3 separate regions of the Mus musculus genome follow, and regions 1 and 3 are each linked to region 2. Evidence: chromatin loops called from intact Hi-C (ENCODE). Cell type or tissue: heart. All regions are shown on one strand.

The links. Hi-C counts contacts between places; a loop is a spot of excess contacts. Peaks named below come from ENCODE experiments on the same cell type or tissue, not always from the same donor. Only the 100,000 strongest peaks of a DNase experiment are listed, where the experiment ranks them.
Region 1: a loop joins it to region 2, with 1.9 times the contacts of the local background. A loop is called at or near these places in 2 of 42 quality-filtered maps.
Region 3: a loop joins it to region 2, with 2.1 times the contacts of the local background. A loop is called at or near these places in 2 of 42 quality-filtered maps.

What each region holds. Positions count from the first base shown.
Region 1 is chr17:62,720,997-62,723,496 of GRCm38, reverse strand. All of the region lies in intron 1 of Efna5 (ephrin A5), which reads left to right. Among named protein-coding and RNA genes, the nearest start is that of Gm52303, 56 kb to the left of the region's middle. In heart, no CTCF peak of the experiment used is centred here; no DNase peak of the experiment used is centred here; H3K4me3 peaks cover 681 bases; H3K27ac peaks cover 1,133 bases.
Region 2 is chr17:62,783,087-62,785,586 of GRCm38, reverse strand. All of the region lies in intron 1 of Efna5 (ephrin A5), which reads left to right. It overlaps Gm52303 (a long non-coding RNA gene), which reads right to left. Exons shown (of 2, transcript XR_003952355.1): 1 at 1,245-2,500. Gm46583 (a long non-coding RNA gene) reads left to right here. Exons shown (of 2, transcript XR_001782160.2): 2 at 1-2,500. Among named protein-coding and RNA genes, the nearest start is that of Gm52303, 6.1 kb to the right of the region's middle. In heart, a CTCF peak has its summit at 1,458 (motif pointing right); DNase peaks (open chromatin) are centred at 1,426 and 2,386; H3K4me3 peaks cover 746 bases; H3K27ac peaks cover 1,453 bases.
Region 3 is chr17:62,730,938-62,733,437 of GRCm38, reverse strand. All of the region lies in intron 1 of Efna5 (ephrin A5), which reads left to right. Among named protein-coding and RNA genes, the nearest start is that of Gm52303, 46 kb to the left of the region's middle. In heart, no CTCF peak of the experiment used is centred here; no DNase peak of the experiment used is centred here; H3K27ac peaks cover 405 bases.

The DNA of each region.
Region 1 (2,500 bases), 62 kb after region 2:
ATTAGTAGTAGTAGTAGTAGTAGTAGTACTGCTATTACATCATTGTTGCTATTTATTGTGGGTGTTTGTGTATGAGTGTTCATAATATATTTAGGAGGAGGAGGATGTCCTACACTGCATGTGGAGTTCAGAGGACGACTTTACGGAGTTGGCCCTCTCCTTCCAGTTTTATGTGTGTCCTCGGGAATGAACTCAGGTGACTGACTACTCACCAAGGCCCTCACTCGCTGCCTCATCTCTCTGGCCCACAACTTGATTTCTTTTTCTATGTAAGAAGATAAGAGAACAGAGCTGATAAAGTTCCCAAAGGAGAGGTCGCATTCTTGAGTAAGGCTGTCTAGTGTCTATTTTTAAAACATGGCAGTGCAGCAGCCCTTCCTTGAGAGGAGGGGCACATTTGGTCTTATTTATCTGTTAACTAACATTAACAGAATGTTAGTTGCATTTTTAAATTCTGCAATTTCAAAACAAAAACAAAACCATGTTTTAATACATTTCAGCCTTTGTCAGGTTATGATCTAAACTTTTGAGAAGGAAGCCCCACCCCCCACCCCCACCCCAGACACACACAGAGATAACTTAAGAAATGACTTTTCCTTAATTATTTCAGCTCAGCACAGAAAGGCTTTTCACATTTCTTTTCTGCACGACAGGGAGTTCTTTAAAACAGAAACACTAGAAGGAGCAGAAAGCTTCTCATAGAACGGATAGGCAGGAACTCCTCAGGACAAATGGGGGAAGACGGTCTGTCGTCAAGGATACCCATCCGGTACTTGCTTTCCTGTTTTAGAAGTTCTAGATAGCGAACGAGGATGCTGTAAAACATGTACACAGTATATCTTTGTTTCTGAAGACCTCAAAACAAAATTGTATTTGGAAATTTCATTCAAAGGTTTTCTAATGATGCTTTCTACAGTGATAAATAATCGTGGTAGTTGGAAAAAATAAAGTGACTGTTGAAACTGTGGTACGTTGTGTCCTTTCACCAAATCCACCCCATTCCTTTTCCCCTTTGCCTGCTCCTCTCCCTCTTCCACTCCCCCTCCCTCTTCCTCTCTCTCTCTCTTTCTCTGTCTATAAAGAATTCTAGAAACCACTAATAGAAAATGCAATTTCCTATTGCCTTTCTGTATCGGGCTTGTTTTGCTTTATAGCACAAGTCTCCATTTGCTTCCATTCTCCATCTAATGACAAAATTTCATTCTTTAATATGGCTGAGTAAAAAACTCTTGTGTGTTTATGCTACTTATCCTTTGTTGGCTAGTCTGTTTACAGAAACATGGTTTTATTCCATGTGGGCTATTGTAAATAGTCCAGTAAATGCGGGCACAGGGGTATCTCCGTTCTATGTTTACCTAGTGGAGTTGGGTGTGTATACCCAAAAATGGTATAGCTAGAAGAGATGGGGACCCTTGTCCACAGTAGTGAGAGAGGAAACTGGCCTTGCCCTGAGGAGATCAGTATGGAAGAACTTATCTCTTTAGAATATAAGTGCCGTGCCTCTTTGGTTTGTTTTTTTTTTTTCCATTTTTTATTAGGTATTTAGCTCATTTACATTTCCATGGTTTGGTTTATTTCTATGTCTTTCTTATGTAGGGGTTTGCGTGTGTGGTGCAGTTCTGACTCTATAGGTAAGGAAACCACAACATAGGTTAAATAATTTACTCTTCATTTTATGCTGACTCATCACCAGGCAATTCCCAAGGCTTTATGTTGCTGTTCCTGTACAGAGTGCACAAGGCAGACCTGCAAGGAATTCTGGGGATGCACATTAGAAGGCTGTCACTCAGAGGACTTTGAGTCACAGGTTTTTAAGAGAACTTCAGAACTATACCGGCAAGAGTAGGGCAGCTTCTGGCAACAGCATCCACTCTACTGAGTGCCATCTTGTTCACTGTACGTCTGATGATGTTGTTGCCTGGTAGTGATTTTAAGAATTCTGGAAACTTAGCAAGAGGAAGTAGTCCTGAGTGGAAATTGATGACCCAGTCTAGGGAGGTTCCTAGCATGCTCTTTCCCAACACGCAGCGACACATTCTGAGCACCTCTGTTTTTTAGCTTCTATTATCCACCACCCAAGTTCTCAATTCAATTTCAGACTCGGGCAAAAGCCTGTAATTCTATTTGTTTTGGGTAAATTTAGCAAGCTGCTCCTGATTACACCTTAGCCAGAGACCATCTGTTGACTGGCGTGCCTCTCCGAGGAGTGGTTTCTGTAGGCGATGAAACGGGAAGAGGTTGAAGCGCTGTTGCTGTTAGTAAGCAGATGCACCACATCCAGGATGGTCCTTCCCGCCCTTCAATCTGCCAGCTCTCTGTATTGATGGAGTGTCGTATGCCTGCGAGTCATTCCATCCTCGGGCAATGAGAAGTGCTCTCCCAAGGGCCATTTATCAAGTGCTTCTCCTGGCATTTGATGGAAGGGAATCTCGAAGTCATAGCTTGATACACACAGGGCACTCTGCTGCGTGTCCCGAGTATCTAGGTCTGTGTGTATATA
Region 2 (2,500 bases):
GCCTGCCTACAGGACCAGCTAAGGCAAGAGGTGAATAAAATACACTCTTGAATTAAATATTGTCCCACATCGGACATGGGGACAAAAACACACCTGACGGTCAGCAAGCGTTCTTCGAACTAGCACATACAAGGATAACTATAAACTGTTTCATTTGGGTAGTCTTCCACTTGCAGAAGAAACACAAAGAACTGAAAACTAAAAATTTCAGCAAACTGGATCCAATAAAGAGCAAACAACCCGTTTCGATGTATGGCAGTGTCTTTAAAATTCAGAAATAAGGGATCCCCCCCCCACCCCCCCCACCCCCGGTCCTGTATTCCATGGGCGTTTCTTCTTACCCCTTGGTTTCGTATGTAAACTAGAAAATGAAAACCAGACCCAGTGACCCAAAGGGGATGAAGCATGTTTGTTTTGTCTATTATATTTCTCTGCTCACGCCTAGATGCCTTGCATCCCTGTCCCCCGTGTTTGAAGTCGAGAGCTGGGAACAGACATGAGATTGAGGTCCCAGGGGGAAGCCAAGTTCAGCCTGAGCTGGTGAACTCTCGGAGACTAAGGGCATATAACTCCGAGCTAAAGACGCTCAAGTATGACGTTTCTGTCAGGAGTGCAGAGACCCGTGTGCCTCCACAAACAGGTTTTCTTTGTGGTAGTCTGAACCAGCTGAGCGCCGTGGCAATTTTCCTTGAGTAACTAGTTCCAATGGACGACAGCGAGTTTAAACACGAGCCCCAGATTACAAAGTGTTTTCTGCCCAAAGTGTTTTGCTGGAATTTTTTTTGGGGGGGGGGAGACGACGGGGGGGGGTAGTGTGCCAATATTGTGAAACATTAGCAGGGTTTTGTAAGAGGCCAAACATAGGACAAAATAGGTGAGAGGGGAAAGCGGAGACACTGGAAGAGCAGCTCATGAAAAAATGTCTGTGCACCTAGTAGCTCGCAAAGAAATAGGGGGTAAGTGGGGGATGGCGTGGGAACACAAGGCTGATTTTAGGTCACTCGCTGGCAAGGTGTTCTGTCTACTGTTCGAATGGGTTTTAATCCTAGGCTGCTGTGTCATGTGCTTGGGACCTTAAGTAATTACTATTAAGAATGTCACAATAAACCGGAGCCATTAGAAGGATAGTGGAGATTTAGTCCCATAGTCAAGCGCTATAAACATGTGAGTGTAATTTAGGAATCCTTTCTGCGGCTGGGCCCCATAAAATGGCCTCTTTCCTCCCTGGCTTTCCAACGTCTCACCTGCAAAGCAGTAATCAGCGTAGTCATTCTTTCCAGCCGCCTTGTAATTTATCTGACTGCAGAGAACCGTGACGGAGGTAGATTGTGGTTGGGGCGGTGACCCGCACCTTTTGCTCTTTTTGTGTGCTTTGCGAGGGACTCGCCCATCTAACCCTGCCGGATTCTCTGTGCTGTGCAAGCAATTCTGCCTTCTCTGGAGAGAGACCAAGAGGCGGAGTTCAGAGTGGCGGCCAGCAGGGGGCGCCCTTGCCAGATAAGAACAGTTTTTTTTTTTTTTTTCTTCCCCCAATACCAACATAGCACAAACATCACACAGTCGCTATCCTGTCCTTTTAAATTAATTTGGCTCAAGATTGGCCCCCAGAAACATTTTGCTTTGTGTTCCCAGCTCCCGGGCCACACCTGTCTGACAAGTTCTTCCACATCACTGTTTCCAGCTTCCATCACCTTAGCTGCCAAATGGTCACCTTTTACTTAGAAACTGGAGAGTGGTTTTTTTTCTCTCTTTCTATATCACAGGTCAAGCTGAAGGGCACAGTCACCTGCAGGGAATGGGACCAAGTATGTTCACTGAGCATTTTGCTGTTTTACATGAGCTCACCAAGAAAGAATGTCTCTACGAGGGAAGGAAAAACCTGTTTCCTTAGAGTGGCCCACAGCTTGTTTTCTCTTGTCAGGGTGATAGCTCTTTGGTTCCTGCCAGTGGGTATACACTGGGAAAGGTGGGAAAAGATCCTGAAAATTCCAGGGGTGGGCGATTCTTCTAGCTGGGAGGACAGTGTCTGATTCCTAAGGGTGACTCAGTACAGTAATTCTGACAGTCTAAACAGCACGCACACACACAAATACATGAGTGTGAATGTGTGGTAGATGACAGTCTATCAGGGTGGTGACTAGAGGAAGCATTTTGTTTCTTAAAAGCTTGGCTTCCATGAACTTGGTGCTGGACCTTTATTGGATAAAGTCCTCCCACCCAGCCAGACAGCCAGACGTCTGCACAGGAAGAGTTCCCAGTGCACACCAGGGCCTGTTACCACAATCTAATGCTTTATCGGGAGAGCCTTTTCTCGACTGCCCGAGCCACTAGGATCCTGTGCCCTCTGCTCTGCTGGAGGACGAGCTGCCCTGACACTAGAACGACTGCCACTCTGGCTGAGGTGAGGTGGAGGGCAGAACCTGCAGCAGGGGATGCTGTACTCTGCTTCAGGCTCTGAGCCCTCCTCTGCTCCCCATCCTCTGAGGCTGGCTCCAGTTTT
Region 3 (2,500 bases), 52 kb after region 2:
GCATTGCTGCCTGACCCCCCTTTTTTTTCTCTCATACCTTGCCCTACAGACAAGTTTGAAATATTTGTAGGGTACACCAGATGATCCTAAAGGGATTATAACAACAGCAACCATCACCTTTTATCACGGTTCAGGTAATGAATTTAATGATCTCAACAGCCCCATGAGATAAGTACTCATATTATTTCTGTTAGAGGTGAGGGGCGTGAAGCACAAAGATTGCCCTAAAGTGATTTACCTAAGGTTACCAAGCCGGGAAGGGCTCCCAGTCTGGCCAGTGGTTCTGTGTGTTTCCCAATGCGCATGCCTGACAGAGCGGTTATGCTTTCTCAGCTCCTGGGGAATGGGCACAATGGGCAATGAAGAGAAACAGTTCACACGATGAATTCTGTAGGGTATCATTCTCTTTCCATCTCGCTCCCTGCTTCTGAGGAACTGGAAGATCCAGAAGGTTCTAGAAGGTTCTCCTTTGCCTTTTTAACAGCTTTGTGAAGGCATGATTTATATACCATAAATTCATGAGTTAAAACATAGAGTTCAAAGCATTTTGGTGCGTTTCCAGGGCTATATAATCTCTTCTGCAGTCTAATTTTACAAGGCTTCCATCATAGGATGGCCCTCATGCTCTTTGTCAGCCATTGTTTTTCCTATTCTTACTTGCATCTGCATACTTGACTGTTTTAGACATTTCATATTAATGGAGTCAAGTCGTGTTATTATCTTGAATCTGACTTCATTTTGATGAACATAATGCTTTTAGACTTCTAGACATTTGACTGAGATGCAAGGTTTTTTTTGTTATTTAACCTATCTTTCAAGTTAGTTTAAGCCTGCCTCCAGGAGCGTAGAGCCTGGCTTTGCTCACTGAAGGCTATGGCTTCTGGCTGTCACATTTATGTAGACCAACTGAGGTCTAACCACCTCTTCCTCTTCCTCCTCCTCCTCTTCCTCCTCCTCCTCCTTTCCTCCTCCTCCTCCTTCTCTTCCTTATCATCATCATCATCACTGTTGTCAACATGAGCTTTCCAGATGTGTATGAAGTGCTCAGATGTGGATGTCCTCCTACATAAAGCATCTTGTCATTTTATAGCTCTGTATATAGTGTGCCAAGTACACAGTTTGGTAGGAACAAAAACTAACAGTTCTCTGGGAAAAATATAACCTGGTCATTTCTGACAGCATAGTTAAAAGCTTGTTTGATGAACAGATCAGCAGACTAACCAGTTATTTGGAACACTGTGTAATTGAATTAACTTCCTTTCCTACAGGCCTTTCCTTTGGGCTCTTTAGAGTTAAGCCATCATAGTTTCTATATATTGTAGCTACTTAAAACAAAACCCTCCAGTCTAAGGACTGCAGGCCATTTAAATTGTAAGGACAAATATCATAAAGATATTTGACTAGTGGACGGTACAATAAGCTAAATAACAAAATCACTTCTGTTCACTTCAAAACCATTTTAGAATGATTTTCAGTCACTGTAGCCTGGAATTCCCTATATGTAGTTCATTTCAGGTAGATAGATAGATAGATAGATAGATAGATAGATAGATAGATAGACAGACAGACAGACAGATACATAGATACATAGATACATAGATAGATAATTTCAGATAGATAGATGATAGAGATAGGTGGATAAATGGATCGATAGGGTATGTAGTTCAGATAGATAGATAGATAGATAGATAGATAGATAGATAGATAGATTATATGTATGTATGTATGTATGTATATATATATATATATATATATATTCCATCATAGATGAATAGATAGATAGATGGATGGATAGATAGATAGATAGGCAGGCAGATATCCATGGGAGCATATGTGTAGGAAGAGGTAATGACATAACAAATATCAGAGTTCTTGTTTGAAGTCCACTGATTTGATTGGTGGCATCCAGATCTTGAATGTGTTATGCAGAACCACGTCCAGCTTTCATGCAGAAGAGTTAAACTATGTATGACATTGCATATAATTTCAAAAGCTTCCTCTTCAATAGATGATAAATTTCCATTAAAAATAGCTACTTACTGAACACATTAGGAGGATTAGGAGTTCTGGGATGTGTCATGAGTTAGAGTAATTGCTATCAAAGGTAAGAGGAAATGGATGAGGTATTGTGGGGCAGCTCTGTGAATCCAGTGGCCATGAAATGTTCTCTGGTGAGATGATGTTCAAGGGGAGACCTGGCACTGAGGGGAAGGCCATTGTAGGCACAAGCAATAGGACATTTTGATGCCTCGAGGCTGGGCTGTGTCTTCAGAATGGAGCAGTCTGAGAAGCAGGTTAATAATAGTAAGGAATGCTGGGCCTGAAAAGGCAAGTTGTAGGCAATTGGGCCTACACTTGAAGCTATTGGAGGGTCCTGAGCATTTATCTCTTCCTGTGAAGAATACTGGGCTTTTATTTATTTGCTTGATAATAAAAATCTCAGGAAAGCATTGCCCTGGTGGTTTTCTTCTCATGGAAAAATAAATCTGCACTTGTATGT